2 separate regions of the Homo sapiens genome follow, and region 1 is linked to region 2. Evidence: read pairs that join two places in POLR2A ChIA-PET (ENCODE). Cell type or tissue: PC-3. All regions are shown on one strand. Links, peaks and the distances in the headings refer to the core of each region. The heading gives the core; the rest is flanking DNA. Region 1 overlaps LOC107986166 (a long non-coding RNA gene). Region 2 overlaps LPP (LIM domain containing preferred translocation partner in lipoma).

Region 1 (11,260 bases), core at 3,022-7,021, 200 kb before region 2:
CTTTAATATAATTCCCAGGCTTCCTTCACTCCTTCTTCATCTCATCCTGAGGCTTTCGGTTCTGCACGCTTTGTCACATCCCTCTTCCATTACCTAACTCACCTGGATCCTCGTCCAACCTTCATGCCTTACACTGTGCACGGCTATACCATAGTCTCAACTCTGCTTTGGAATGATGTTGGGTCATAAGCAGTTTATTCAGCATAGTTTTCCATTTTCAAACTCGTTTCCGTAGGCTGTATTACAGCTCTGTAGGACTGTAGACCCCTATTGATATAAAACATAGATATCCATAGTTATCCTATATAGGGTATTTCCTCAGAAGTCCCAACTGCATCCACAAGGACTTGGTCACTGATACCTTGCGTGGTTGACACTGCAAGAGTTCTCAACTTAATTCTCTGCTCCACTCCAGGATTGAGGGCTTTTATTGTCTTCAGTGAGAGGACATTTAGCAGTCAGGTGACCCAGCATCAAGTTTGTCCCTTTCTGACCTTGCACCCTGGGTCCAGTGACTCATCTTATCTCTGATTTCATAATCCACCCAGGGTCCTCATTCCTACAAAACTGTTGGAATTAAAGTCTACCACCAACAGCTCCATAGCCTGCCTGTCTAGGAACAGGACTTATTCCCAGCCTCCCCCTAGCTTGATGGTAGAGTGGAAACAAACAGCAGGTTTGCACTCTTACCTAACCACTTCTTACATGACTAGTTGCTTTATCTCTCTAGGCCTCAATTTCCTCATTTGTTAAATAGGAATAAAATTACCCTTGCAGAGATACTGTGAGAATACATCACAAAGCAGACTGAATTCTTGACACATAGCATTGCTCAGTGAATAGTAGCTGTCTTTCTTAGGATGACCATTTATTATGGCTGGCTTGATGCTGGCTGCCGCTCAGCCTGTCCACCTCTTGCTTATCTTCGTGTGCTGCTGACACTCCCACATTCACCATCACACCTACCTAACCTCCTCATCTGAGTTCCAACTCCTCCTCTCCTCCAAGTGTGTTCTCGTTGTGTCTGTTCTGACTGCTGGCTAGCGGTGTACGGGAGCCAACAGGTACCAGCTCACAAGAGCTGACCCTGGCATCTCTTCCTAGCTCCACATTCAGTGAGCATCGTATTGGTAGCTTGAAATCAGGCACAGTGGGAGTATTTACACAGCAGAAATCAGCAAATACTACAAACAGGGCTTCCCCTTCACCCCACAGAGCCATTTGTTAAACATTTACAGGCACATAAGTGCAGACTCTTCATTTCTTCTGTACCTTCTCTGGGCCTTATTATCTGACCTGAACACTCAAATATAGCCCTTTTAAAGGAAGATCTTAGGGCTTTTTTTTGTACACTGACTGGCACTGCATTTCAGTGAGAATGCAGCTAAATCCATGCCGAAGTTTACAGAGTAACTCAGCTTAGGGATGGAAATATTTCACCAGGAAACAAACAAAAAAAATCTAACGAATATACATTAACCTCAGGATTAACCCTAGCACTAATGAGATCAGCTCAGTACAACCCAACTGTTTTTTTCCTGCCGGGCTCCCTCCTGGTGAGACAGGCTCCAGGGGCCAAGGCCTTTACCTGAATGCTGATGGAAATCTTCCAGGCCCTGAATGACATGTTCTCTGGGCCACTCCTTGAATGCCTCTAGCTTGGAAGCATTACTGTCCTGTAACAAAGAGGGTATAGAAGAAGATGAATCCTTTGTAGGTGAAAAGGGAGGCCTTGCCTTTCCTGCTTTGTTGTGAAGGCTCTGAGCCACATGAGTTTGCTAAGCTATAGACATGTTGAGGGCTCAAGTTCTGTTCCAATTTGTGTCCCCTAGAGGCCTGAACAAGTATCCTGTCCCTTTATGGTGTTTAATTAAGGTTTATTGTACTGAAGACCACATTTGGGATGAGTAATGGTTACTTAGTGCTAGGACGCACTTACCTATCTAATCTCCTTGAAGAAATACTTTATTAAGGAAATAAATAGATGTGTATGCCTGTGCCAGGTGCGGTGGGAGGAAGGATACTTTTCCCTAGGAGGAAATGTGTCCTTACGGATTTTAGAGAGCAAACTGTCATCTACTATCCTATCTGACTGTAGTGAATGTCATAAATCTCCTTTTAGCAGTATTTTATTCCTTCCTGTACATGAAAGGACTCCCCACCAGCCCAATTCAGGGGCACATTCCATCCTTCTGCCCTGTACTCCTAAAATCCTCTTTTTCCCCCACAAAGTTTAAAATTCTACCCATTTTTCTCTCTTCATAATTGCAGGCTGCCTACAGAATGCAAAACACTTCTCACCACCCCATGTCCTCGCAAGTACCCACCCTTCAACTTGCTGCCCCTAAAACTGGCACCTAGGGCAAGTTTTATTTTGATACATTTTATGATCATCTGCACAGGGATACCAACAGAAAGTGATGAGTGTAGGGAAGGGACAAAAGTTCCAGGAATGTCCCCAGTGCTCTCCTTACCCGGGTCTCTGGCCCACACTAAAATGGGAAATGCAACCCCTAGTTCTAAGAACTCCTCTTTGTATCCTCTCTCGCCTTCAGGGCAATGTCTCTGATGTTGGCAGGTACCACTAGCTATCCCTAATAAGAACAGCAGATATGAAGCTGTCAGGACCTTAACGAGGCACTTCGCAGGTTACAAATCATTCTCTCATCCTTTACTTTGGTGAACCTCAGAACCACCCTGTGACCTAGGCATTGAGGTGACCACCACCATCCTTCAGATGAGCTCATGGGACAGAGCTGTCAGAATGCCTGGTGGATGCCTGGGTGCGACACCTGCCAAGGCATACAGTGATTACGCGCTGCTTCTGCATAACCTGCAGAAAGACTCTGATTCAGGCCATCTTTTTTGGGCCGATCACGAGGTCAGGAGATTGAGAACAGCCTGGCTAACACGGTGAAACCCCTTCTCTACTAAAAATACAAAAAATTAGCCGGGCATGGTGGCGGGCACCTGTAGTCCCAGCTACTGGGGAGGCTGAGGCAGAAGAATGGCGTGAACCCAAGAGGCGGAGCTTGCAATGAGCTGAGATTGCGCCACTGCACTCCAGCCTGGGCGACAGAGCGAGACTCTGTCTCAAAAAAAAAAAAAAAAAAAAAAAAAGAATCTCAAATTGTGTCTTAACTCACTTTTATGAAGAAAAGTCACACACATTTTCTATCCACCACCCTGTCCCACTGGCAACAGCTTTGGTGCTTGCCTGATGACCGGATCTGTGTTCCCATGGCTACAGAGTAAAGTCAGGGCACCTCAGGCTGGACATCCAAATGACCCCTTGCCGTACTTCTAAGATCCAGGTTTGAGATAGGTCTGGATCAAGATGAAAAATTGCCATTATCCCAGGACTGGCTTTTTATGTCTTGCTTTATCTTGCCATACTTTTTATGTCTTTTTCCCAAGTCATCAAATGTACAAGTGCTTCAAGCCACAGAACTTCAGACTCCCTTAATTTATATTCTTACCTTTCCAGTAAGAATTAACTCTGAGTATTTAGGTTCTTCAGATACAAAATGCCTACTCTCTACTCCATGTAGTAAGAAAACAAAATTTATTTTTGAATATTTACCAGTTTAAACTTCTCACTAACTCATACTGGCCATTATAATTGTATAGGATTTTTCTCCACAGAAGTCAGGAATCTCCTTCAGCATGTTGATGTCAGATGATAGAATGGAGAGGACCAGTGGACTACTCAGTGCCAAGCTTAAGAGGTCATCTCATTAATCAATTGAATGGAAGTTTAATTTATTCATTCAACACACACTTACTAATAACTTGAGCCCCTGTAGTACTTGAGATCTGCTAACATATACATGTTATAAGTATGTTATCCATGCTTTCTAATTAGATTGTGAGGCCCTTCAAAAGAATCTGATCTCAATTTGCCACCACCTGTCTTATAACATCGGGCAACTCACTTCACTTCTCTGGGCCTCAGTTTCCTTATTGTGGGGGGTGGCTAAAAGGAGCGCCCTAAATCCACAGAGTCACCTTCTTCCCACTCAATTCAGCAATTATGGGTTATGCACAGAACATGAGAGCTGCTGAGGAAGCTCAAAGAAGGAAAGAACAAGTGCTGTTCAAGAAGAATCAGAATTGTTGAAGCTGGGCGAGGGTACATGGAAGTTCATCAGATAATTCTGTCTATTTATGTGTATATTTGAAAATCCCCTACAAAAAAAAAAAGCAAGAAAGGAAGAAAGGAAAAAATACAAGGAAATCTAGCAGGCTTCACATAGCGAGAAGCAATTTAGCAGAGTTGAAGCATGGGTAGGATTTCAATGAGCCGACACTTGGTCAGGGGCCATTCCAGGCAGGGAACACCATGAGCCAGGGCATAGAGACTGGAAAATACAAGGTGTTCACAAAGAACTGGGAGTAGCCATGTATGACAGCAGCATGGGGAGCCAGAGGGAGCAGCTGGAGATGGGCTGGAAAGGTATCGTGAGATCAGAGCTGAAGAGCCTCCAGAGGCCCTAGAGGAGTCTCAGCTTAGTTCAGTTCACCAGGGAAAGTGACCTCATTGGTCGCGCTTGAGTTGGCCTTACTGCTTCACAGCCCGCCTGGGTGCAGGCCCAGAAGCAGGGCCATGTGGCAGAAACTGGCAGAGGAGGATGCTGGCAGCACCACCGGGCTTGTTTCTCCACCAGGAAACAAGGTTTCCTATAACTCAGACCCATGAATCAGCATTTCCTCTGTCAATAATACGCAGCCAGAAATGCAACAGCACAGAGCTCGGGGAATGGAAGAAAGGAAGGAATATTCCATGACATCGCCAGGCTCTGCTGCTCTGCTCTCCTTTCCCCTCAAGAAGCACTGCTGATAAGCTCCCGAATGACACTCAGGTTTCATAGGATAAGTTTCTCAGAGAACCGCACGGTACCTCATGACAATTAAGTCCCACAGAGTAGTCGGCGCTCTTGTCATACTGTGTGTCGCTATCACCACGAGGATAAGTAAGAGCACTTTCTGAATTCCTTCATTACATGATAACTAACCATTAATACCACCGTTCTATCATGGCAGAGATTTGAGGATACGTGTGATTTACCTTTGCATTTTTACACTTCCACATTCAATATGTTATTTGATTCTCATGATAATCCCGTGAGGTACACAGAGAGTATCATACTCATTTCACAAGTGTAGATACCGAGGCAGGGAAATTAAATGCTTCTTCCCTGTTGAATCTGTTTTGAAGATTCCGGAACTGACCCCAACTCTTTAAATTTCAGTCCAGTATTCTTTTCAAAGTCATATACTTTTAAGAAATGTTTAAATATTACTATTAAATATATTTAATAATATTACATTAATTGACAGAATATTTAATATACTTAATTTACACTATTAGAGATGTATCGTATGTAAACTATATCTTGTCTAGCACCAGTAAGAATTTTATCCATTCCCTTATTCCATTCATTTATTTATCAGGTATTTCCCGACTGCTTACTATACGCCAGGGTCTGTTATAGACACATTTGGTAGTGAACAAAACAGACAAAAAGCCCCGCCCCTGTAGCGGTCACACTCTAATTGAAGAACTCAGACAATGAGTAAGATAAAAGAGTAAAATTCAGAGTATGTCAGAGAGTTACACGTGCTTTGGAGAATAAAGCAGACCAAGAAGAGGGTAAGGAGCGTTGAAGGGGTGATGCAATTTCACATAGGATGCTCAGGGACTACCTCACTGAAAACATGACATTTAAGGCAAGACCTGGAACGGGAACTAGCCAGCCATGTGGCAATTTGCAGGGTGGTGCGTGGGGCAGGCAGTCAGCAAATGAAACAGCAAATGCAAGGCCCTGAGGTGGTTCCTCCTAGCATGTCCAAGGAACAGTAAGCAGTCAAGTGTGGCTGGACTGGAGGGAGAGACAGGGAGAGGCTAAAGATGCAGGGAGTGGAGACTGGGGATTAGAGCACGTAGCCCACTGTAAAGACCCGGGGTTGACTTAGAGAATTTTCTGTCATTTACTAAAAACCAATACAAGCACTAAAAGACAAAGCTAAAATAAAAACAAGACAAGGCCAAAATGCAAACAACCAAATCATGTAAGGGGAGGTTAAGATGGTGAGGAAGACAGGATAAAAACGTAAGGGGTATATGGAAAGAAAGGAAGAAAGAAATGAAGTGGTTATATTCTGTTCATTTGCTCTTTGTCTCTCTGTATCTTTATTTTTTTCTTTTATTTTTTGAGACAGAGTCTCGGTCTGCCACTTGGGCTGGAGTGCAGACACATGATCTCAGCTCACTGTAGCCTCAACCTTTTGGACTCAAGCGATCCTGCCACCCCAGCCTCCCAAGTAGCAGGGCCTACAGGCACATGCCACCACACCTGGCTTAATTCTTTTTTTTTTTTTTTTAATTTTTAGTAGAGACAGGGTTTCACTATATTGCTCAAGCTGGTTTCAAACTCCTGAGCTCAAGTGATTCACCCGCCTCAGCCTCCCAAAGGGCTGGGATTACAGGCATAAGCCAAGGCACATAGTCTGTCTCTCTCTCTCCACCACACTTCCCTTGCTTGCTCTTTCTTGTTCTCATGCTTTCTCTCTCAGTTTTGGAAATTCCAGATCCAGGATACAAGCCCTCAAGCCAGCTGCCATGGGTGCTTCTCCAGGAGCCATGCAGGGCAGGAGCAGGCAGAGGAGCACCTCATCACCACAAGCTTGGGCCCACACCCTAGACCTCAGTCAGGCTCCTGTCTAGCTGGGCCACAAGAACTCATCAAGTCTTCTCTTGCCTGGGCTACAGGAGGAAACAGAACAAAACCCTCCTGATGCCCCAGCCCCCAGGCCTTCCCAGGGACAGCCACCTTCCAAGCACAGTCCGCTTCCAAGCAACAGGGAGAGAAGCCCCAGGAGAAGGAGGGAGAAGGGTGAACATTCAAGCTGTTAGCTCAGCCCTGTGAAAACTCACCCCCCAAATCAGGAGTCCATAATACTCTTGCCTTTGACAGCCCTGACTCATCTTTGAAGGGGAGTGTGGCTGTGGCAAGGACATGGGTGTGAAGGAGGGAAAAGCATGATCTTGCCTTCCCTCTGGAAGCCAGTGTTCCCCTACTTTTTCTTCTTCTTTTTATTCTATGGGCTCAATGGGCAAGCTCATATTCATTCAGTACATCCCCACTACCCTTCCACCACCACCTCCTCACTATCTTGGAGAATTTTAGAAAATTTCTTTATGTAACGTCTCCAAACTTTGATACTAGGACCAGTGAGAGGGCAGTTTAGCCCCTCAAAGCCTTCTATCAATGGCTCTTTGATTTGCCTCCAAAAGTTACTAATAGATCAGAACAGGACAGTGCTCCAAGGCAACAAGGGACGCAAGGTGGAGAAGTCCCTCGCCATCCTTTGTACCAAGTAACTGAGCAAACAAGAATTGCCCTTATCCAGAGGCATACACACAATCTCAGTCAACCCAAGATACCATGATTATGGTGGGGGAGTAAGGACCACTAAAGTAGCTCTTCAAATTATTTCTCTCATTTGTGTTTTTCTCCAACACCACCCTCCTCTGAAGCTCCACCACTCCTGGAATCACCATCCTAGTTTGATCTCCTCTGAACTTTTATTAATTAAACTTTTTATTTTGAGGTAATTGTAGATTCATATGTACTTGTAAGAAATAATACAGAGAAATCCTTTGTACATTTACTCAGTTTCTCCCTATGTTAACATCTTGCAAATCTATAGTGTAATATTATAATCAATATGTTGATGTTCATATAGTCAAGATACTGAATCTTTCCATCCCCTAAGGATCCTTTACATTGTCTTTTTACAGGCCCACCTACTTCTCTTCTGCCCCAACCCTTTCCTTAACTGTGGCAACCACTATTCTGTTCTGTTTGTATAATGTTGTCAATTCAAGAATGTAATATAAGTGGAATCATACCATATGTAACCCTTTGAAATTGGCTGTGTCAAAACCGGATAATTCCTATCAGAAGATTCATCCAGGGTGTGTGTGTATCAATAGTTGGTACCTTCTCATTGTTGAGTAGTATTCGATGAATAAATGTGCCACTGTATTGGGGGAACCCACTCCTGACATTTCAACGTAGGTTCTTTCTATTTTCCGTAAGTGTCAGCCAGTCTGAGAAATAAAGAGAAAGAGTACAAAGAGAGGAATTTTACAGCTGGGCCACGGGGGGTGACATCACATATCGGTAGGACCTTGATGCCCACCTGAGCCACAAAACCAGCAAGTTTTATTAAGGATTTCAAAACGGGAGGGGGTGTACAAACAGGGAGTAGCTCACAAAGATCACATGCTTCAAAGGGCAAAAAGGAGAGCAAAGATCACAAGGCAAAGGACAAAAGCAAAGATCACAAGGCAAAGGGCAAAAGCAGAATTACTGATAAGGGTCTATGGTCAGCGGTGCACGTATTGTCTTGATAAACATCTTAACAACAGAAAACAGGGTTCGAGAACAGAGAACCGGTCTGACTTCAAATTTACTGGGATGGGGTTTTCCCCACCCTAGTAAGCCTGAGGGTACTGCAGGAGACCAGGGCATATCTCAGTCCTTATCTCAGCTGCGTAGGACAGACATTCCCAGAGCGGCCGTTTATAGATCTCCACCCCATCAGGAACACAATTCTTTTCACAGAGTATTAATATCAATATTCCTTGCTAGGAAAAGAATTTAGCGATATCTTCCCTACTTGCACATCCATTTATAGGCTCTCTGCAAGAAGAAAAATATGGCTTTTTTTGCCCGACCCTGCAGATAGTCAGACCTTATGGTTGTCTTCCCTTGTTCCCTAAAAATCGCCGTTATTCTGTTCTTTTTCAAGGTGCACTGATTTCACAGTGTTCAAACACACATGTTTTACAATCAATTTGTACAGTTAACACAATCATCATAGCGATCCTGAGGTGATGTACATCCTCAGCTTACGAAGATAACAGGGTTAAGAGATTAAAGTAAGACAGGCATAAGAAATTACGAAAGTATTATTTGGGAACTAGTAAATGTCCATGAAGTCTTCACAATTTATGTTCTTCTGCCATGGCTCCAGCCAGTCCCTCCGTTTGGGGTCCCTGACTTCCCACAATACCACTGTTTTTTTGTTTGTTTGTTTGTTTTGCTTTGTTTTTGAGACAGAGTCTCCCTCTCTCACCCAGGCTGGAGTGCAGTGGCATGATCTCGGCTCACTGCGACCTCCACCTCTCAGGTTCAAGCAACTCTCCTGCCTCAGCCTCCCTAGTAGCTGGGACTACAAGCGTGTGCCACCACACCCGGCTAATTTTTGTATTTTTAGTAGAGATGGGGTTTCACCACGTTGGCCAGGCTGGTCTTGAACTCCTGACCTCAGGTCATCTGCCCACCTTGGCCTCCCAAAGTGCTGGGATTACAGGCATGAGCCACCATGCCTGGCCAATGTACCACTGTTTATTCACCCATGGAAGAACATCTTCTGGGTTGTTTCCAGTTTGGGGCTAGTATGAATGGAGCTGTTGTATGCTTTCACATACAGGATTTTGCATGAGCACAAATCTTTATTTCTTTGAGATAAATAATCAAAAGTGCAATTGTTGGGATGTATGGTAGTTGCATGTATCCTTTTTAAAAAAGGTATTTTCAACCTATTTTCCAAAGAGATTGTACCATTTTACATTCCCTCTAGGAATTTTAAGTGATAGAGTTCTCTCTATGCATATTCCAGATATTAATCCCTCATCATATATGTGATTTGCAAGTATTTTCTTCCCAGTCTGTAACTTGTCTTTTCATTCTGTTAACAGGGCCTTTTCACAAGGCAAAAATTTTTAATTGTGATAGTGTACTATTTATCACTTTTTACTTTTATGGATTGTGTTTTGGTGTCAAGTTTAAGAGCTCTTTGCTCAGCCATTGATCTTGGAGATTTTCTCCCTATAGGTTTTTCTCTTTTTCTGGTTTTTTGTTTCATGCTTTATATTTAATTCCATGATCTGTGTTTAGTTAATTTCTACATAAGGGTGAAACTTAGGTTGAAGTTTTTGTGTTTGTTTGTTTGTTTGTTGCTTGCCAACAGACGTCAAATTACTGCAGCACCATATGTTGAAAGGCTATCTTTATTGAATTGTTTCTGTACCTTTTAAAAAATTGATGAGAGATACGTGTGAGCCTATGTATGTGATTTCTATTCTATTCCATTGATCCATGTGTCTATCTCTCTACAAACACTATACAGTATAGATTATTGTAGCTATAAGTCTTAAAATCCAGTGGACATATTCCTCCTACTTAATTCTTGTTTTTCAAAGTTGTTTTAGCTATTTAAATTCCTTTGTCTTTCCATATAACTTTTAGCATAATCTCATTGACACGTACTGAAAATCTTGCTGTGATTTGGAGAGAAACTGTGACATATCTGCATATCAATTTGGGAAGAATTGATTATTCATTTTTACTATGGTGGTAGGCAGAATATGACTGTTGAAAGAGCTCTGCATTCTAATCCCTGGAACATGTGAATATGTTACTTTCTATGGGAAAGGAGACTTTGCAGATATGGGACTTTGATCTCCCCTCAGAGCCTTCATAAAGAACATGCCTTGCCAACACTTTGATTTTAGCCCTGTAAGATCCAGTATCAAACTTCAAAAATCCAAAACTGTAAGAAAATAAGTATTTTTTAAGGCACTAAGTTTGTGGTCATTTGTTAGAGCAGCAATAGGAAACTAATACAATTATGTTGAATTTTCAAATCAATGAACAAAAATGGTGTCTCTCCATTTATTTAGACCGTCTTTGATTTTTTTCTCAGCATTTTATAGCCTTCAGCATACAAGTCTTGTAAGTATTTTGTTAAGTTTATACATAGTGTTTCAGTTTTTGAGCAATGATAAGTGGTATTGTATTTTTAATTTCAATGTCCATGTGTTCATCGATAGTATATAGTAATGTAATTCATTTGTTTATGTTTATCTGCATTCTGTAACCTTGCTAAATTCACTTCTTCTTGGAGCCTTTTTTTCGTAGACTCCTTGTAATTTGCTATAAAAGTCTATCATCTACAAATCAAGGCAATTTTATTTTGTTTTTCTAATCTTTATTCTTTTTGTTGCCTTTTCTTACCTAATTGCACTGGCTAGAACTAGAACCAAAACTATGTTGAATAAAAGTGGTGAAAGTGAAAATTCTCGCCTCATTCCTGATCTTAGGGGGAAAGGATTCAGTCTTTTATCATTATGTATAATATAAGCTAAAGGGATTTGTAGACATATTCTTTGGTTTCTGAGAGTTTT
Region 2 (11,260 bases), core at 3,361-7,360:
GGAACAGACGTCTCTGTGGAGCTGCACGGAGGTAGAGCCACAGGGTATGCAGCAGGCGCACCTGTATGGTGCTGAGTATTCACTGGCAAATCAGGAAAACAAAGGTCAAGCCAGGAATCCTAAGGAAAGGATCAGTAGTTACGCTATAACCATGCTTCATTGTATATGAATTAGCGTTTATATTGTCCATAAACTAGTTTGTGTAACTCTGATTTGCTGATTACATCGACTGCTTATGTAACCCTGGAGTTCTAGGTCTATTTTGGATTTTTTTTTTTTTCTGTGAGATGGGGTTTTCCTGTTGCCTACCTAGGCTGGAGTTCAATGGCGTGATCTTGGCTCACTGCAACCTCCCCCTCCCAGGTTCAAGACATTCTCCTGCCTCAGCCTCCCGAGTAGCTGGGACTATAGGTGCACACCACCATGCCCAGCTAACTTTTGTATTTTTAGTAGAGACGGGGTTTCACCATGTTGGCCAGGCTGGTCTCGAACTCCTGACCTCAGGTGATCCTCCCAAAGTGCTGGGATTACAGCCTTGAGCCACCGCGCCTGGCCCTATTTGGCTTCTTATACTAAACTGAGATATTTTTTGTTCCTTCACAGAGGCAAGGGAGAAGCTTTTAGATATAGACAGACATAGGTCTCAGCCAAATAAATAAAGAATGAGTGATCGGTTAATTTATCTATTTTTTTTTCCCTCCTGCATCTAACAAAGTTCAGGAAAGACATTCTGTATAATTTAACAGGAAAGAGATGCTAACAAAGTTATTGAAAAGACTGGAGCTACTGGGTTTAAGAATTTTTTTTTTTTTTTTTTTCTGAGACGGAGTTTCACTCTTGTTGCCCAGGCTGGAGTGCAGTGGTGCGATCGCGGCTCACCGCAACCTCTGCCTCCCAGGTTCAAGAGATTCTCCTGTCTCAGCCTCCCGAGTAACTGTGATTACAGGCACATGCCACCATGCCCCACTAATTTTTGTATTTTTAGTGGAGACGGGGTTTCATCATATTGGTCAGGCTGGTTAGCCACAATCCAGGGATAAGGAAGATGTGATTAGGAAGCCACTGCTGAGGCCTCAGAAACTTTTCTCAACATCTTAATAGTTAGTGATGGGGCACTGGATTGGCCTATGGAGTGTCCTTTTGCCCTTCATGATTCCCTGGTATTGCTTGCCAGTAGAAATAGTAGCAGGAAGATTCAGCTTCACTTCCACCTTCCAGATCACACACAAGGAAATCTTACTGGCGGAACCTAATTTACTAGCTTTGAGGAAGTATGGGGAATGTAATTTTTAAGTCGGCTTCTGTGATGCAGAAAGGCACTCTAGCTGGTGGAAATAGTCTGATTGAGCCAGCCAAGAGAATATATCTACCCCCAACTTATCCATTTAAAATCCCCAGGAGTTATTATTCTGAAATACTTAATGTTTATAAGTAATTATAACACTGTAATATAATTACACTATGAAATTATGTTTAATATTTGTTTATTTATGTAAAATATATAAACTTAATATAATTAATACCCTGAAAAAACAGGCCAGTTGCCCACGTTCAGTTTCTGAACTGAGTTCTTATTTTTGACGACAGCAGTTGATTTGCAATTTTCCAGTTCAGTTTAATCTCCTCCTGGGAGTCATACCCTAGGACAGTTGTCTTGTTTACAAAATTTCTTCACAAACATTTATTAAACACTTACTATGGACCTGTCCCTGAGCTGGATTTGGCAATGTGGGGAGAGAGAAGTCAAGGATTCTTCCACTGGGAGCCAATACTGGGAAGGAGAATAAATCAGGCACACAGTTAGAACAGGGCAAGGAAGATGTTGATCAATGCCCTACACAGCAGGCTCAGCAAATCCAGGGAAGAGAGATTATTCTGACTGGGCTGAGAAGTAGAGAGTTTTATATAGTCTGTGATCCGGTGATTCTCTTTTGGGGGTAGTACCATCTCATTATGGGGCATTTAAAAATGTGACGGATGCCAGGCGTGGTGGCTCATGCCTGTAATCCCAGCACTCTGGGCGGCTAAGGCGGGCGGATCACTTGAGGTCAGGAGTTCGAGACCAGCCTGGCCAACGTGGCAAAACCCCATCTCTACTAAAAATACAAAAATTAGCCAGGAGTGGTGGCGCATGCCTGTAATCCCAGCTATTTGGGAGGCTGAGGCAGGAGAGTGGCCTGAACCCAAGAAGTGGAAGTTGCAGTGAGGTGAGATCATACCACTGCACTCCAGCCTGGGTGACAGAGTGAGATTCCATCTCAATAAGACAAAATAGCAGCATAATGGGGTGTCTTCTGTTGTCCCAACGACTGGAGATCAGGCTGCCATTGGCATTTAGTGGTTGGGGCCAGGGAAGTTAGACGTCCTTTAATACATGAAGACACCACAGATAAAAAACTGTCTTTCTCCAAAGGGTCATCTCATTCCTGTTGAAGACTACGAGTGTGCTTGATGATGTGTAGGACGTGGATATTTGGTGTTGGGAGTGGAAGGATAGCAGGTCAAGCAGAGGGGACAAGGTGAGCCAAGAGTTTAGTTTAAATAAAGCAAAGAATATGTGTTGAGTGGCAATGGGAGAAAGTTTATGGTGGCAATAGAAGCTTCGGTCCCGGTTGTGGAGAAACTAGAGCTACTAGATAAAGCACTTGGACTTCCCCTGTTGCCATTGGGAAGCCATTTCAGATATTGGAGCAGGTCCTTGAGAGCAGAAACGTAGCCTCGTCTTGGCACCATGCATCATGTAAACATCAGTAATGCTTTTTGAATGAATGAATGCCTCAAACTGTAGTTTACAGGTGTTAGACTAGTGGGTACCTGAGTTTTGCCAGATTTAGGATCCTGTGGTTCTGGGAGGGCCCTGGCAGCCAGCATTTGGACTTTTAGAGAATACATGGAAAGGGCACAGTGGCGTGCCACACAGATACTGTCTCCACATTGTGGTCAGGCAGCAGCAGTACTTGCTGACACCGAAGAGAGATGTGAAAAAGAGAGATTCTTGCATGGACTCCTGTGTGAGGCCCATAAGCCATGAGGCATGTAGGGAGCAGACTGTGTCGTCTGCATCAATGCTCTTGCATCTTGAGCTTTTAAAAAATTGCCATTCAAACCAGCAATTTGCTGACAAGGTTCACGCGCTATGACCATGACTGCAGTTGATCCTGGGGAGTGGCTTGCTTGTCTGCCTGGGGATGGCAGCCGCGTGCGTTCCCTGTGCTGTCCTGTAGGGTTGTGGTGGCTTTCTGATATTCAGGTTGGTCCCTTTTCCTTCTTTTTGGATGGGCTTTCGAGGTTGGGAGAGGAAGCTCAGGGATGGAACTGACTAAACATATGTGAGATGTTTCCTTGTTTGCTGCTCATGGAGGTTTCATTTCTGAAGTCTTTTCTTGGGAGGGAAAAGGATGTGTGGATATATGAGGTGACTCTAGAACCCTCATTTTATGGATGAAGAAACTGTGATTCACAGAGGGAGAGTGATTTGTCCAGTGTCACGTGGGGAGCTGGCCGGGGAGCCAGACCTCCTGTACCTTTTATTGCAGGGTTTATTTTATATATATTTGCTGGCAAAAAGAAGGAAAGAGAAACAATTTATATGTTTTTTATTTATAATAAAAATATTTATTATAATTATATAATAATTAAATTATAGTAAAAATATTTATTTATAATATAAATATAAAATGTATATTATATTATAATTATATATAATTATATTGTAATTAAATTATATATAATTTTATATATTATATATTATATATATTAAATTATAATACAGCATATTGTAATACAATATATTTTATATTAATATAGTATAGTAAAATATATAATATATAATATAATTTCATTATAATAAAATATAATAAAAATATTTAAAAATGTATTTTATATTTACATATATATTTAAATATATACATATATTTATATAAATATATATTAATATTTATATATTAATATATATTTTTATAAATATATATATAATATAAATATAAATATATATTTATATAAATATATATAAATATATATATTTTTAAATATATATATATTTTTAAATATATATAAATATATATATTTAAATATATATAAATATATATTTAAATATATATATATTTTTAAATATATATAAATATATATTTAAATATATATATATTTAAATATATATAAATATATATTTAAATATATATACATATCAAATATGTATATATATTTTTTCTCTTTTTTGTAGAGAGAAGATCTCGCTATGTTGCCCAGGCTGGTCTCAAACTCCTAGGCTCAAGCAATCCTTCTGCCTTGGCCTCCCAAAGTGCTGGGATTACAGGCATGAGCCCCTGGCCTTATAGCAGGGTTTAAATTACACCCACTTTGGGGGAAGAGAGAGTGGTGTGTGCAGGCTTTGGTGCCAAAGGCTTGCACATGGTTACTGGCTCAGCCACTTACTATAAAATTTGTAAAATAGGCACCATGGACACATCTGATATTAAGCATTTAAAAAGAGGAGCTGTGTGAAAAGTTTTGTTGACTACAAAGAGCTACAGACATCTTCCTTTTTATCTTGATGTGGATGTTTATGCACTGGGAATTGGTGGGGCCATCTTTAGAGAAGGGGTGGGCCAGTGAAGACACTACTGACCATACCCCAATCAGAAAACACTCCCAAGGGGCTCACTTCCCCACTGTGCAGTAAAGAGGTTTTGCACTGAGATTTGGAGGTACAGCACAAGGCGGGGAAAGCATGAGCCAAGTTTTGAGTCCTGTGGAATTGAGGGTGCACTCCTGCCTGGGGCCAGGGGTTCTTGTAGCAATATAAAGGGAGACGTGGCTAAAAACATAGATTGGGCTCATCCTGGAGGCCTTGAGTCTGGCCTGAGGGTGAGTGGATGCTATCGTTTGTGTTGTTTAGAGCACTGGTGAGGAGTCAACTGGGAAAATCTCAATGAAATGCATCTTTAGGATGTGCCGGGAATCTTGGCAGTAACTCAGGAGGGCAACAGGGAATCTTGCAATTGGAGTAGCGGGGGGTGATTCTCAAGTTTTGGACACATTCTAAGTAACTTTTTGCAGTGCTTCAACTTTTTACTTGAGTTTATAATAACAATGGCAATATTTTTTATAGTTGTAGAGCTATATGAAATATTTTTACACCTGTTGGCTTCATTGTTCATACAATATCTTAGTGAGGGGGAAGGTAGGATTGTTTTCGTTCCTGTTTTACAGACAAGGAAATTGAGGCTCAGAGAGCAGATGGGATTTCTCTGGCCGCTTGGCTGGTTGATGTGGAAGTCAGGAGTGAGGATGCCAAGTTTCACACTTCTTCCTGTGCCAATGACCTGGAGGAGTGTTTTTCTCAAACTCACATTTCTTTATCCTCCACAGTCTTGGGTGTCACTCTTGGAAGTGTAAGATGGTCATGAGTTTCAAAGATTTCTGAGATAAGCTGTTAAGATTTTCAAAGATGAGCTATAGAGAATTTGGGACATAAAATGTGTTTCTTCCAGTAACTCTTGCTTGCTATCATGTTGTTGGTTCAAATTGAACATGTTGATAAGTGCCAGGGAGGAAAGAAACCAGTACCTGCTACTTATTGGGCACCTTTTTTGCCCTGAACTCAGTACTGCCTGCTTTTCCATTTGAGTATCTAGAAACATTTATGGATGGAGTGATTGTAATATTGTACAATTCTGTCAACTAGTTTATTAGCTAATTCTCATAAAAGCCTTAGGAGGTAGATAAACAATATTATTTTCCATTTTACAGATGAGAAAACTGAGGTTTAGAGAGATGAAATAACTTGCTTATAACTTGCTTGAGAGAACACAGGTCCTAAATAGATTATAATCTTTTTTTTTTTTTTTTTTTTTTTGGCAGAGTCTTGCTCTGTCATCCAGGCTGGAGTGCAATGGTGCAATCTTGGCTCACTGCAACCTCCGCCCCACCAGGTTCAAGCGATTCTCCTGCTTCAGCCTCCCAAGTAGCTGGGATTACAGGTGCACACCACCACACCCAGCTAATTTTTGTATTTTTAGTAGAGACGGGGTTTCACCGTGTTGGCCAGGCTGGTCTTGAACTCCTGACCTCAAGTGATCTGCCTGCCTCGGCCTCCCAAAGTGCTGGGATTACAGGCCTGAGCCACTGCACCCAGCTGTAAGTAGAGTATAATGTAAGTTTTCTAATTTGAGACTTCTTTCTTCCTTGCTGCACCCCATCTACGCCATGTGTTGCCCATCCCACTGGTGAAAATGCAGAGCTGCTTGTTAAGGAGGTACATGTCAGACCTTGGAATTTACTGGAATCAGACCTGGAAGGTACTATGAAGAGCTCAGAAGGCTGGTGGTTTTCAAGCTGTTCTCTTCTGAGCCTGAGAGACTCCAGGAGTCATCTTGAGGGATATAGCACGGAGGGAGGTGAAAAGTGGTGGGAAGTGGAGGAAGGAAGGGGACCGCTAGAGCCAACCTGAGTCGCTCTGCTTTTTCCTATTTTGTAAGCTAAACATTGTCAAAGCATCCATTTAAAGGAAAAGTTCTGCTGCTACATATAAAAGTTAAAAAACCACTGTGTCTACCCTTCCTTTTGCTAACACTGAGAGGCAGAGTGGTTCAGCACAAGGGGACACAAAGTGGCTTAGCACGAGTCACGAGATGTGACGGGTCTGAGACCTCTCAGCCTAGAGCTCCCTTACCCCTGGGCCACTTTGTTAGACACACCTCCTTTAATTCAAATCCCCGTCTCAGTGGGACATGGCTTTTTCATTTTTTCAAGGAAAGGTTTAATCTGTCCAGATCCCTGTGAAGATCTTGGCTCTTGGCGCACCTGCTGGAGGTTCGAGGTCCTGCAACCACAGAGTAGCTGCAGGACCTTCAGGATGTCCCGAGCCACAAGGTCTTTGACCTGCATTTTGCAACCTGGTTGTGTCTCCCCTTTGGACTCTGGGAACCTTGCTGAGATTGGTACAATATCTGTGCTAAAAAGGTTTGAAATTATAGCTAGTATTGTGTTACCTTCCTGGTCCAACCTTCACAGACATTGTCTGACTAAGTATATATAACTCTTGAGTGTTCACTGTGTACACCGGCTCACAAGAAAGGCAAGGTTCCTGATCCCAAGGATCTAATGGAGAGACAGAAACAAATATAAACTTTTGTCAACTATTTCAGAGACAGTTATTTTTGTTATACAAGATTGTTATGCATGCTAGTTATGTGGAGAGGATTTCATCTCTTAGAAATGAGACGGGGAGAATCTGGGCGATGAGAAAGAAGACCAGAACTGGGGAGTACAGTCTAGAATTGCAAGGGGTTGAGTTTGCTATGTGAAGCAGTTAGTTTTGGACTGTTGCACTTACTATTTCTGAGATTTGAGCATCTGACTTTTCCTTTAAGCTTTTGTTTTCTCATTTGTAATATGGGAGTGAGAGTGCCTAGTTCACAGGGTCATTGCTGGGGTTAAATGAGATAATGTATGTAACCTGCTTAGTATAATACCTAGCACAGAGTAAACACTCATTAAATTTTCATTGTTATCGTTGTTATGATTTGGCAGCGAGGAGTCAAAAGAGCCTATTTTCTTAAACTCATCAATGGTATAATCAGAGCTTTGCATCTCGAAGTAAAGGAACACTCTGCTTTTATTATTTATTTATTTTTCACTCTGCTTTTAGACATAGAATTCAATTGCCTCAGGCTACAACAAACTGGCTTCAATCTACCTTTCTGAGTTAACTTCTGTTTATTTCTATCCATCTGCCCACTTCTCTCACTAGTGACCTACACATTTTCTTTTTTTTTTTTTTCTTTTCTTTTTTTTTTTTTTCTTGAGGTGGACTCTTGCCCTGTTGTCCAGGCTTGAGTGCAGTGGCATAATCTTAGCTGACTGCAACCTCTTCCTGCCGGGTTCGAGCCATTCTCCTGCCTCAGCCCCCTGAATAGCTGGGATTACAGGCACACACCACCACGCCTGTTTAGTTTTTGTATTTTTAGTAGAGATGGGGTTTCACCAGGTTGGCCATGCTGGTCTTGAACTCCTGACCTCAGGTGATCCGCCTGCCTCGGCCTCCCAAAGTGCTGGGATTACAGGTGTGAGCCACCGTGCTCCACCCACATTTTCTAAGCTTGATTTTAACTTGCTGGTCTTTGTCATATCTTCTCAGTCATTGCTGGGGTTCAAATCTTTCTTTTCTTTTTCTTCTTTTTTTTTTTTTTTTTTAAAGATGGGAATCTCACTATGTTTCCCAGGCTGGTCTTGAACTCCTGGGCTCAAGTAATACTGCCTTGGCCTCCTGAGTAGCTGGGACCATAGACATATGCCACTGTGTCTGGCTTAAATATTTCCTTCTGTCGGAATGCCCTTTGTTCCTTCATCTGTGCCCCCCTGCTCCATCCTCTTTTAATTCCTAGCCCAAAAGTCTAACCCACCCATTGGGAGGGATTCTGCAGAACTCATAGAGTTTACAACATCTTGTCCTTCAATTGCAGTCAGTCTCTGTCTTGAACTGGATTTGTGAGCTCCTTGAAGTTGTTTGTATCTCACAGCTCTTTGCTGTAACATCCCTGGGGATTCAAGCACGCACACATAGTAGATGCTCACACATCTATGCAATAAATTACTTTAGTGTCTTTCTCAAATGATCAGCACAGGAAGCAAATGATAAAATGCAAACCAGAAAACAGACCTCACTGGGCTCTGTGCTTGTCAGCCTTGGGAATGGATTTCTGGCGAAGATCCGGCCCCTCTACAAATGACAGAGATGACTTGGCTCTTTTCAGGAATTGAAGAGAATCCTGACAAGTGGCATGTTGGGAAAGGCCTGAAGGAAGCCAGACCAGCTTGCTCTCAGAGCTCCTTGGGTCCCCTGCGGCCCCCAGGTGATCTTCAGCAAGACCTGGTATGTAAATGAGCCTCATCTGCTGGCTCAGCCTGCTGCCCACTGCTAGGGATGCTAGAATTCCAGGGTAAGCTTCTGTGAGCCGGGCTGGGAGGTTTAGTGGGTTGGAGATTACTAGCTTTTTGGTATCTGCAGCTTGAAATACCTTGTGCCCTTGATTAATTCATGCTTGGGAGCATCCTCAGTGCTCTCTGGAAAATAGCTCCTTACTGTATGTTTATTTCCCCACGGGCTTATTTCAGAGAGACTGGAGCCTGTGTTTCTAACAGCTTCTCCAAGGAAAACATCGCAGGCCACGTTTCCGGAACTGAGAATCTCAGGGGGTCTTTGAAACGTCCATCTCTATTACCTCCTTTTGGCCCAGCATTTGCTTTTAGCTGAAAAGGGAGATTTTGTCTTGAGCCTTCCTGTAGACATATGTGACTTGGAGTTTGAAAATCTGACAGCTGCTGCTGAGCTTTGAACTGCAAGAGTGAGCAGCATATAGACATAACCCCGTAGAACATCAAATCATTTTCCTTTAATTCCCAGAGACTTAATGTTTCTTTGTCTTGCGAATGACCTCACTGCTTTTTGTATTTGTAATGGAATGCACAGTCATTTGTAAGTAATCACACAATAATCCCTTACACTTTTATAATGCCTTACCCTTTTCCATAGGGCTTTCACTCTCATTATCTCATATGATCCTTATAACTGCTCTGAGATATAAGCAGAGCGCCTATTTTAATCTCCAATTTTCAGGTGTAGAAACTGAGGTTCAGAATAAAGTTAGCCAGAGTTAAAACAGTTAGTATGTAGCAGAATTGGAAAGGGAGTCTACAGAATTGGAACTGGAGTCTCCTAAACCAGTGTTTCTTTTGCTCCTTATTGCTGGTGTGACCTTGGGAATATACTTAACCTCTCTGAACCTCAGTCTTCCTATCACTAAATTGGGTATAATACTACCTCCTGGGATAGTTGTTGGAAGGGATTCAATGAGACTGGGAAATCATTTAATAAAAGGTAGAACACACTAATAATGGGAGGCATCATTGTACTTACTACATGGGCCTTGACGGCGAACAGTGCCATCAGAACTGTGAAAGAAAATAACATTTTTTCTCTCTTTTTAGAAAGACACAGGTTCAGAATGGTGTTGTCAGGGATCACAAGCTCCCAGCCCCGTGATTAGCAAATTGACCCTGCTGCCCTGTCTGCTGGCTGCTTTCTTATTCTGAGAATTGTGTTGACAAGACCCTCTTTTCCTACAGAGCTCTCTCTTAATGTTGCTTGGAATAGCCTTGTGTCCTGGAGACAGTTTTAGGTCTGGCAGGATCTGAGAACAGGAGTGGGGATCTTGGAATGGGATCTGCATCCCTGAGCTTCATCCACAAAGGGTGGGAATGTGGCTTGGGCTGTGGGGTGGAGGTAGATGAACAGCTGGACTTGCAGGTCTATCTTCTGTTGTTTCTCAATAAAGTAGACAAGTCCATCTGATGGGTGTTTAGTAGGGTATGACTTGTGAGTCCACAAGGCCAGCAGTATATATGCTGAATGGACTGCTTAGCAGTAACACACTGGAAAAATCCAAAAAGAATGGATTTCAAGTTGGCAAAAAATGCATTAGAAGTCAGCAGTGTGATGTGGTCAGGAGAACAACCAGAGTGACTGTGGGATGAGGTCTTGGATAGCTTTGTTTCTATATACAGTCAGCCCTCTGTATCCATGGTTTCTGCATCCATGGATTCAACCAACCAAGGCTCGAAAATATTAAAAAAAAAAAAAATCCAACCATAAAAAAATACAAATAAAAAAACCAATATAATATAACAACTGTTCACATAGCATTTGCATTCTCAGGTATTATAAGTAATCTAGAGATGCTTTAAAGTATACAGGAGATACTACCTCATTTTATATAAAAGACTTGAGCATCTCTGGATTTCGGTATCTCAGGGGTCCTGGAACCAATTCCCCATGGATACTGAGGGAACGAGTGTACATACTCACCTACAAAAATTCCAAACCAGTGAGACAGACATAGGTTGAAATATGGTCCTGAGAGGCAGAACGTGAAGCAAGGGATGGAAGGCCGGGGAGGAACCAGATTTCAGTTCCGTGTAAGGAAGAACTTTCTGATGGAAAGATGGAATTTGCAGTGGCAGGAGATAATGATCTTTGCTTCACTGGAGACCTCAGGAATACCAATGGGGCAGGCACTGGGCTTAATGGCCTTTATGGCCACTTCTAATTTTGAGATCACAGAGCTAGGAGGATGAGAGGCACACATATATTGAAGGAACTGAAGGGTCTCTCTCTATGTGGATGTGGAAACTGATCTCCAAATGTTTGCAAGATGGAGGGTACGTTTAAAATATTTCATTCTGGTTTTCATATTGATCTCTG

What was found. ChIA-PET counts read pairs that join two places held together with the same protein. Peaks named below come from ENCODE experiments on the same cell type or tissue, not always from the same donor. Only the 100,000 strongest peaks of a DNase experiment are listed, where the experiment ranks them.
Region 1: POLR2A ChIA-PET joins it to region 2 with 5 read pairs; 4 of 35 experiments call an interaction of 5 or more read pairs at or near these places.

Annotation. Positions count from the first base shown.
Region 1 is chr3:188,002,313-188,013,572 of GRCh38, forward strand. It overlaps LOC107986166 (a long non-coding RNA gene), which reads right to left. Exons shown (of 5, transcript XR_001741061.2): 3 at 1,589-1,676; 4 at 103-267. Among named protein-coding and RNA genes, the nearest start is that of LINC01991, 32 kb to the left of the region's middle. In PC-3, for the core only: no CTCF peak of the experiment used is centred there; a DNase peak (open chromatin) is centred at 4,699; H3K27ac peaks cover 898 bases.
Region 2 is chr3:188,199,447-188,210,706 of GRCh38, forward strand. All of the region lies in intron 1 of LPP (LIM domain containing preferred translocation partner in lipoma), which reads left to right. Among named protein-coding and RNA genes, the nearest start is that of FLJ42393, 27 kb to the left of the region's middle. In PC-3, for the core only: a CTCF peak has its summit at 6,799; no DNase peak of the experiment used is centred there.